2 separate regions of the Mus musculus genome follow, and region 2 is linked to region 1. The links are chromatin loops, found by intact Hi-C in ENCODE. Cell type or tissue: heart. All regions are shown on one strand.

Region 1 (5,000 bases):
AGAGAGCTATATCAGGGTCCTTTCAGCATAATCTTGCTGGCATATGCAATAGTGTCTGCATTTAGTGGAGAGCTGAAGGGTTCTAATTGCTTCCCTGGAATATGAAAGAATACTAGAAATTCTCCTAGAATAAAAGGAACTCCATATATTTTTATGATTTATATAATCTTGTGTAGTTTTCATTTTTCTCATTTAAGACTAGACAATATTACTAGGTGATGTCCCAGTACTTAGGAGGCAGAAACAGGTGGCTATCTGTGAGTCTGGTTCATATAGTAGTTCCAGGCCAGTCAGAGCTATATAATCTGACTCTGCCAGCCAGCATTTAAAATAGAATATTTAGGATAATAAAAAGAATGTTTACAGTATAATCCATGTATATCTAGTACTTATTACCTTTGACTAATCTTTTGATTTTTGGGCTTTTTTGAGACAGGATTTCATGTTATAGCCCAAGCTGGCCTAGAACTTACAACAGTTTTCTTGCCTCTGCCTTCTAAGTGCTAGAATTACAGGCATGCACCACCACACCCAGTTAACTTATTGTTTTGAGTAACTTTATTTTAGCAGTGTTTACCTTCCACATTTCTTTAAAGGGTATACTTGGCACTGTTGTAATCAAGCAAAACTGTTCAGTTTGGAGTTGTAGCTCAGTTGGTAAAGTGCTTGCCTAGTACATGAAGCTATGGGTGTGAGCAACAGCACCACAGAAGCCAGACATGGTAGCACACAAATTCAGTTCCACACTCTTATTTTTAAATTGTGTGTGTAGCCATCTTTCTAGCCTCCCAGTTCCCACTTTAAACTCTAGAGTATATTAGATATAGTGTTGAGCATTAGCTATATTGATTGATTGACATTCATATTGGTAGACATTGGGTATATTAATGGACATTTTGCCTTCTTGTAAAAGTAATGCTCTTCTTCAGGATTTGAAATTGTGCAGATTAGAGCCTGGGAAGGCAGAACTGGAGAACTCAGGATTTGACAGAATGAGTGAGGAAGAGGTGCTGGCAGCTGTGTTAGAGATAAGCAGGAGAGAAGCTTCGCCGGTACTTAGCCCTGAAGATGATGATAAGCCAACCAGCAGTCCGGACACCGGCTTTGCAGAAGATGATATTCCAGAAATGCCTGAAAATCCAGATGCTATGGAAATTGAGAAGTCCAAAACAATCACTGAGCCAGGTAAGGTTCACCAAGATAAGTATCTGTTACACAAAACATGTGTTCCAGAGCCTTTACTGACATGCAGCTTCTAAGTTATCCTAAAGCCCTCACATTTGGACATGGAAGTCATAGAGCGATATCGCAAAATTATTTTCTAGATTTTTGTGGAGTCAGAGCGTCTTAATTTCAAATTACTTTATATGCAAGTAAAATAATAATTAGTGTATCCTCAGGATAACAAAACCCAAAAAGCTGATGGTGTTCTTCTGAGGTATTTATTTCCTCTTAATGCAATGTATTCCCCTGCTCTTGTTAGTCACTCTATAATGCATATCACTTGGTCATAGTCATTCTTTGTTTTCAGAACCATTCTGTGGGTCAGTGCTTCTAAATCAAGGGCATTCTCTGCTGCCCTGGAATGGTCGTCACAAATAGAGAGACATGGACTACTTCTGGCATGAGCCACTTCCATTTCCATAGATGAAAGGGATCTTTAATTCCTGTAAGGTGGCTCTCCTATCTCAGAGAGTCTGGGGAATTCTGCTAAAATTTACAGCATACACACTTCTCCATTTCCCACTCCCCAAAAGGCCTCATCGGCACCTCATGCAAATTATTAATGATACTGAGCCTGAGAAACCCTGATATAGATGTGGTAAGATGAAATTATTTGTCCCAAAAAATTCTAAGTACAACTGGGAGTATAGTAGCTTGGTAGCTTGTTTAGTAGCTGTGTGCCCACCATGCACAAAACCCAGCATCCCCAAACCAAGCATGATGGTGTGTACAGTAATCCCATCAAGGAAGTGTAGATGGGAGGTCAAAGTCTCGGCCATCCTCAGATACTTAGAAAGTTCTAGGCCTGCCTGAGCTACATTAGACCCTAACCTATAGTGTTAATGAGGGCAAGGTAAATTACTCTTTCTTAACAGTAGGTGTCACTAGAGTCCACAAAGTTCAGGGTTTCTCCAAAATAATGTTTTGCTTTTCAGGTCCTGCTAGTTTTACTGAGATAACAAAAGACTGTGATGAGAATAAAGAAAACAAAACTCCAGAAGGCTCTCAGGGAGAGGTTGATTGGCTCCAGCAGTATGACGTAGACCGGGAAAGAGAAGAGCAGGAGCTGCAGCAAGCACTGGCTCAGAGCCTTCAAGAGCAAGTAAGACACTTTCTTCCTGTTGCTGCTGCTTCCATGCTTCCAGGAGTGGAATCACAAAGACTGGCGTGTTAATCATTTACTGTGTGTTAGTCATTCATTGCTCCTAGATAGCTACATACAATTAGTTATTGGAAAAAAATTATTTGGGCTTGTTTGGACTGGAACAGTTATTAAATTAGTAGGGTTTTTATTATTAAAATGGAATAAAATATTGTTGGCCATGTTATATGCTATAGGGATGTTAAAGATTATTCCATTAGCTTTATTCTGCAAGCTGTCAACAAGTACCTCACCATGATTTTATGAGTGGTAGATTATTGTTTGGTTATTTTCTGGTTGTGAGCCATCTCTTCAGCCCTGGTTATTTTTTTTACAATATTTCTTTTACTATAAATTATTTGACCACAAATATCTAAAATCTAATAATTTTTAAATTCTGGTGATTGGACCCTTATTTTGTCTGTTTGTTTTGCTTTTTTGTCGTTTTGTTTTTCAAGAAAGAGTTTCTTCATGTAGTTCTCACTGTCCTGGAACTATCTCTGTAGACTAGGCTGCCTTTGAACTCAGAGAGATTGGCCTGCCTCTGCCTCCCAGGGCTGGTGGTAAAGGTGAGCACCCCAGCCACCTGGCAGACCAGTGCTTTTCAATCTTGATTATGTTTTAAAGTTACCTGAGGTGCTCCAAAAATACTGATGCCTGAATTGTCCTAATACTGATAAATCTTTAAAGGATAAACCTTGGATATGGACTGGGCATCTGGATTTCTCTTTCTTTTAATCTAGATTTTAAAAGTCTTCCCTGGTGATTCTAATGAACAACTAAGATTGAGAAGAGCTCCTTTACAATCTCAATCGGTTCTTCTAACCTTTTATTTATAAGCAGTGCTTTTCTACTTACAGTGTAATAAGATACATGTATGTGACGCTGGAGATGGGACCCAGGTCCTTATACAAGGATTTTACTACTGAACTTTGTCCCCAGTCATAAAGGCAGTTAAACATTTTATTTTTTTCCTGTTTTTTGGTTTTTCGAGACAGGGTTTCTCTGTACAGCCCTAGCTGTCCTGGAACTCACTATGTAGACCAGGCTGGCCTTGAACTCAGAAATCCTCCTGCCTCTGCCTCCCAAGTGCTAGGATTAAAGGCATACACCACCACTGCCCGGCTCAAACATTTTTATTTACATTTTTTTTCTTATTTTGTTTTGTTTGAGACAGGGTTTCTCTGTGTAGACCTGTCTGTCCTAGAACATGCTCTGTAGACCAGGTTGACCTTGAACCCAGAGATTTGCCTGCCTCCGCCTCCCAAATGCTTGGGATTAAAGGTGTGTGCTACCACTGCCCAGCCTACTTATATTTTTTCCTAAGAATACCTTTGCTGTTTCAGAAAAATGACAGTCAAGGGTCTTCATTTAGTATTGCTGCCAAACCTGTCTTGTGGATCTGGTTTCTTTAGTTAGAATAAAGTAGAAATAGATGGCTCGGTAACCTGTAGGGATACTGCTCATTCTGCTGTCACACACAGGGTATGAGTGTCTCCTGGATGGAAGTGTTCATCATCCGCTCAGGAGAGCCAGTTGTGTTCTACACTACTTATAAGTAGTTATTGAAAAAGAATAAGTATATTCACTGTAGGTTGTCTGAAATCTGCAGTGTAGCAGTGTTTACATCTGTACCATAAAGGGTGATAAATGCTAAGTCCAGGGAAAAGAAAGTAAGTAGTTTGCTAGGTGTGAATGATTACACTGCTGCTGTTTTCAGACCAGAAGAGATCCCATTTCCGAGGGTTGTGAGCCACCATGTGGGTGCTGGGAATTGAACTCAGGATCTCTAGACGTCAGTGCTCTTAACTGCTGAGCCATTTCTGCAGCACTGTGCCTGGCATTTTTTTATATTTAAAAAAAAAAATACGCCATACAGTCACATTGAATGACTTGACAATGTTATTGACCAGAGGAAATAAAAACCCCAACGTTATGTTTTAAGAGGACAGTGTTGAAAAGAAACAAGCTTCTATTCCACATAGGTCAGAGTCCAGATAGCTGTAAAGCTAGGGAAGGCATGGCAAGCAAGTGCTCTCAGAGCAGCGTGCTGTGCCTCTTTAAACACTTGTTCCTGTTCTTCTCTCTGTAGGAGGCTTGGGAACAGAAGGAAGATGACGACCTCAAAAGGGCTACAGAATTAAGTCTTCAAGGTATGGGGAGGATTTCAATTATATTTTTAAATGGAAAAGTACATTAATACATAGAAGAACATTTTAAACATTTTTTTTTTAGGCAAAGTCTCATTTAGTCTCTTTTACGGTGTCTTTGGAACTCTCTGTAGCCAATGATGGCCTTAAACTGATCCTCCTGAGTGCTAAGATCACAAGTATGCAGTGCTGCAATAGTGGAGATCATATGCAGGGCCTATGTTTGCTGAGTACACTGCCAACTGAGCTTGGTCCCGAGCCCTTTCTTTTGTGGTTTTGTTTTACTATCTATACCTATATCAAAATAACATTTTTAATCTTGAAAAACAGAATAGCAAGACAACATTTAATAGAAGATTTATAGTTTCGTTACTAAGATTTCTACAATATGGCTTCAATCCAATTGACTTTTCCAATAATTCACTCTTAGGAATTGAGTTGAGAGCCAAAAGTAAGGATTCAGTAGGGTAAGATTCACACACAGG
Region 2 (5,000 bases), 91 kb after region 1:
CAGCACTTGGGAGGGGGGTCAGGGGTTCCAAATCACCCTCAGCTACACACCATGTCTGAGGCCAGTCTAGTTATGAGACTGCCTCAAAATAGGAAGGAAGGGGAGGAGAGGGAGGAAAGGAGATCTTCCATTTATGGTGGAAGTCAGAAATAGGCCCATAGTATGTAATAGGAAAGATGAACAGCTGTAAACCTCAGAACGGAACACAGGCTGGAAGCTGGGAACAGATTCTCTGAGAAGGCTGTTAGGCCCAAGTCATCTCCCATGTTTAGACAGGGCATGGCCCCACAGAGGAAGTTTCTGAAGGGACTGGGTGAAGAGGATAGAGCCAGATTTGGAGGCTAAATAGTGACAGGCTCTGGGAAAGGTCAGGTCACGTGGCTCTGGGAAGTGGACCAGGCTTTCAGGCCGGAGGAGGCCAGTGGGCTGGGCTCGGTTTGTGCATCCAGACAACATCAGCAGCAGTAATGGAGGTGACTGGTTATCAAACCAACCGTGTGTGGTGCAGGTTCGGGCTGGTGGGATATGGGAGTGTGATATTCTCCAGAGGTCCCTCCCACCCTCGTAAAGCCCATGTTCTGGCTTACCCTGGAGCAGGGGCAAGGCTGGGGGAGGCTGGGAGTAAATACCTTGATGAACTCCTGACTGTGCTGTTCCATCAGCTCCAGATTGTTGTTTAGGTAGCCTGGGGTACAGGGAGGCACTGATGTCATAGGATGGACGCTAGGGAACGGGCTGGCCCAGGCTGGGGCAACGTGGCCATGGGAAAATGACAGGGTGGTCAACACTGTTCTTGTCCTGGGTATGTGACTGGGAATGACCTCCCCTCCTCCTCCCTCTCCTCTCCCCCTTCCTCTTCTTCCCCTCCCCCAGGCTTTACCCTCTCCCAGGTAAGTCAAGGGGCAGGTCCCAATTAAGGACCTATGGATTGGAATGGGGGTGGGGCGTGGAGAGAAGATGTGAGGGACAGGCAGCAGTCAGGGCTGTACCTAGGAGGGAGCTCCCACACAGCGATTTGTCTAGGAAGCCGCGGCTAGAGGCGTGGACCAGTAGACAGTGGGTCAGGATCCCTATGTCGTCCTTGTACTTCCCCCTCTGCACCTCAATGGTCAGTTCTCCCTGAGGTTCCCCTGTGTCTGAGAGGATGGCCAGAGTCTCCGGGAAGAACAGGAGCATATCCTCCAGCCCTGGGTGGTGCAGAGAAGCTGTCTCTCCAGGCCCAGCCTCTAGACCCCACACCACCCACTCACCCCTTGTCACGTCTCCCATCTCCTAACCAGCCCCGTCACTCCTCCTTGTCATCACTCGGTGCCAGCTGGTAAAGCTCTCCCCGACAGGCTTGTCCCTCCATGTTCATTAGCAAACAGGTCTTTTCTGAATCTCAAGAGGATCGGGTGGAGAGAGAGACTTGTACCTCTCCTCCCCACGCCTGCCCCACCATCTGGCTCACAGAAGGAGTTGAGAAAGCTGATGGCTTCAGCATTGGCTTCTGGGAATGGCTGCTGCTGCTGCCGCTGCTGCTGCTGTTGCTGCAGCTGGCCTAAGTGATGCTGGTCCTTGGCTTTGGAAACTACAAGAGGAAGAAAAAGCTAATAAGTCAGACTCTAGAGAAAAGGGTAGAGTAGGTAGGGATACCTGGTTCTGATCCCCATCCCCAAAAGTTAAATTTGCGAAGACCACACTTTGGTGGGTTTGCAAGGGACAAATACCCCTTCTCCCTCCACCCACAGACCAGAAGTCCATTCCTCACCAGTGGGGGAAACTTTGGAAGACATTTTATTGAGGCTAGTCAGTCTGTGACTAGTAGTCTCCATGGCAACCAGAAAGCTAGGTACTGCCTCTTAAAGGGCAATCAACCCACTTTACTGAACCTAGATTTGTCAAGCTTTGGGGCTCAGCCCAAGCTTAAGAGGTTGTCCAGCAGAGGGAGCCTTTGACATTCTTAAGAGGCTGAGGGAAAGCAGGTCTTTACAACTTCCTTGGGAATTCATGGACGAAGGGGGCTAGAGAGGTGGCTCAGCGGTTGAAAGCAGTGGCTGCTTTTCCAGAGGGCCTGGGTTTGAATCCCAGCACTCACAAGATGGCTCACAACTGTCTCTAGTTCTGTAGGATCCAACACCCACTTCTGGACTCCATGGATACCAGAGACATACATGGCACACACACAAACATCCAACAAAACACCCAAATATATAAAATATAATAATAATAATAATAATAATAATAATAATAATAATAATAATAATAATAATAATAATACAAAGAAGTAGTAGACTAAACCAGAAGTAGTGACTTGTGCCCATAAACCGGGCACTCATGACTCCTGGGCCGGACCTAGGCTCACACACAGAATCCACTTCAAGGTTGGACAACTGTCTTTGTGTGCTACAGTCCCAATAAAAACAGTCTCCTATCTCCTGAGCCTCAGGTTCCCATTCATTGCCTTTACGATGGTGGGAAAGCCTTCGCACTCAGTAGAAACTGTTTCTAATTCCCAGGTTCACCAAGGCTGTTCATCTTCTTTTCTGCAAGCTGCAACTTTCAGAGGGGCCTCTGTGACTCACCTATGAGCTTGGATGCCTCCTCATCTTACTGGGACTGTCATCATTGAGGCATGTAGGCATAATGATGGTCACGCTGAGAGGGACAGCAAAGTCTTTTCTCTTTTGTCTTTTTTGTTTTCCTTTTTGGTTTTTCTTTTTTCTTTTTGATTTTTTCAAGACAGGGTTTCTCTGTGTAGCCCTGGCTGTCCTGGAACTCACTCTGTAGACCAGGCTGGCCTCGAACTCAGAAATCCTCCTGCCTCTGCCTCCCAAGTGCTGGGAACTTTCTTTGTTTTTAAAGATTTATTATTATATCTAAGTACACTGTAGCTGTCTTCAAATGCACCAGAAGAGGGCGTCAGATTTCATTATGGATGGTTGTGAGCCACCATGTGGTTGCTGGGATTTGAACTCAGGTCCTTCGGAAGAGCAGTCAGTGCTCTTAACCACTGAGCCATCTCTCCAGCCCCTTGTTTTGTTGTTTTGAGACAGGGTCTTATATATCCCAGGCTGACTTCAAACTTAATGAAGCAGAGAATGACCTTAAATTTCTGACCTTCCTGTCTCTTTCTCCTGAGTCCTACAATTACAGGCAGGCGTGTGCCACCATTCCCAGGTTATGAGGCACTGGGGGAATCGAGCCTAGGGCTTACTATGTGGCTCAGGCTGTCCTAGAGATAGTTATTCTGCCCCTGCCTTCCGAGTTTTGGGATCACAGGTGTGCACTACCATGCTTGGCTGATGTAGGCTATGACCTCATATGGAGGTAATATGTGGGTTTTATGGAGAAGAAAACTAAGGCAAAGAGAGGCTAACTGGCTTCACTCGTCACACAGCTAATCCTTCACAGCCAAGACTTGACCAGAGGCAGTCAGACTGAGTCTGCATTCAGGCAGCAGCTGGATAGGATGGTGCTGGGTTGTGATTCTAGCACTTGGGAGGGCTGGGCAGGAAAATCAGAAGCCCAGGTCATCCTCAGCTACGTATTGAGTTTGAGGCCAGTGGGTTGCAATGCGACTCTGTCTCAAAAACTGAAAATAAAACCAGGAAGTGGTGATGTACACCTTTAATCTCAACACTCAGAGGCAGAGGCAGGGGATCTCTTTGAGTTTGAAGCCAGTCTGATCTACAGAGTGAGTTGCAGCATAGCCAGGGCTACACAGAGAGACCCTGTCTTAGAAAGAATTAAGCAGCAAGGAAGTAATAGGTGGTAGAGGAATGGGTGGGAGAGGAGTGGGTGGTAGGCGATGCCGTGAATGGAAACTTCTGGTTAACAGCACCTGAAGTGATTAAATACAGACTTGGAGGAGTGGCTACAGGACTCATACATTTGATTTGTACTCATGCTGTGGACACTTGATCGCCATCTGGGCATGTTGGAGTTGATGTTATGTCTAATACACACAGTTCAATATGATAGCCAGGACCTCAGAAAATTTCTTGACATGAGCTAGCCTTAGACACTGAAGGGTTATTCCAACTCATACTCATCCCAGTTAGGATAAAGCTCCTCCATATTACATTTTAGAATCCATTACATTTGTTGCATTTATTTGTGGAGGGGGAGGGGTGCACCACACTGCACGTATCTGGAGCTCAAGGACTTCTGGGAGTTAGTTCTCTCTGTGTGAGTCCTGGGGTGTCAGGCTTGGTGGCAGGTGCCCCTATCAAATGAGCCATTTTGCTGGTCGTTTTGTTTTCTTCAGACAAGGTTTCTCTATGTGGTCCTGATAGACACTAGCCATTTATGTTTTTATTTTTATTTTTTCTTTGTTTTTTGAGACAGGGTTTCTCTCTATAGCCCTGGTTGTCCTGGAACTCACTCTGTAGACCAGGCTGGCCTTGAACTCAGAAATCTGCCTGCCTCTGCCTCCTGAGTGCTGGGATTAAAGGCATGCACCACCACTGCCCGGCTGACACTAGCCATTTTTAAAATTACATTTTTAGCTAGGCATGGTAGTATATATCTTTAGGCCCAGTATTCAAGAGGCCAACCTGGTCATCACAGGGACTTCCAGGACTAGCCAGGGCTATAGTTTGAGATTATTCCTAAAAAAAAAAAAAAAAAAAAAAAAAAAATTAATTAAAAAAAAAAATAAAAAGGCAAACCCTATTGCTTTCATAATATAAATGTATATAATGTTAGAAAAAAAATCTTCCTTCTTAGTCTATTGAGTGCTGGGATTATAGGCATGTACCAAGACACTTCTTTTTAAAGACAGGGCATCATGTGTCTCAGGTTGAACCAAAGTGCTTTCTGTAGTTGTGAATCCTGTGGAATACCTGATCCTCCTGACTCTGTGTCCTGAATACCGGGACTAGAGGTGTAGACCACCATGCTTGGCTCACGAGACATTGGGGATTCATGAATGTAAGGCTTCCCTTCCAGCCCCTAAATTGATTTGGTTATCAGAATAAAGTTAAAGGGACAAGGAGCTGCTATGGATATGGCGCAGG

Evidence for each region. Peaks named below come from ENCODE experiments on the same cell type or tissue, not always from the same donor. Only the 100,000 strongest peaks of a DNase experiment are listed, where the experiment ranks them.
Region 2: it touches region 1 in a loop (3.0-fold over the local background); 4 of 42 quality-filtered maps call a loop at or near these places.

Annotation. Positions count from the first base shown.
Region 1 is chr1:74,450,013-74,455,012 of GRCm38, reverse strand. It overlaps Usp37 (ubiquitin specific peptidase 37), which reads left to right. Exons shown (of 24, transcript NM_001310662.1): 18 at 930-1,185; 19 at 2,160-2,326; 20 at 4,458-4,518. Among named protein-coding and RNA genes, the nearest start is that of Vil1, 43 kb to the right of the region's middle. In heart, a CTCF peak has its summit at 2,088 (motif pointing right); a DNase peak (open chromatin) is centred at 2,252.
Region 2 is chr1:74,358,937-74,363,936 of GRCm38, reverse strand. Catip (ciliogenesis associated TTC17 interacting protein) reads right to left here and starts at 1,802. Exons shown (of 10, transcript NM_001379457.1): 1 at 1,751-1,802; 2 at 1,415-1,570; 3 at 990-1,187; 4 at 630-685. The coding sequence starts at 1,775. In heart, a CTCF peak has its summit at 1,915 (motif pointing right); DNase peaks (open chromatin) are centred at 346, 966, 1,236 and 1,896; H3K4me3 peaks cover 511 bases; H3K27ac peaks cover 1,224 bases.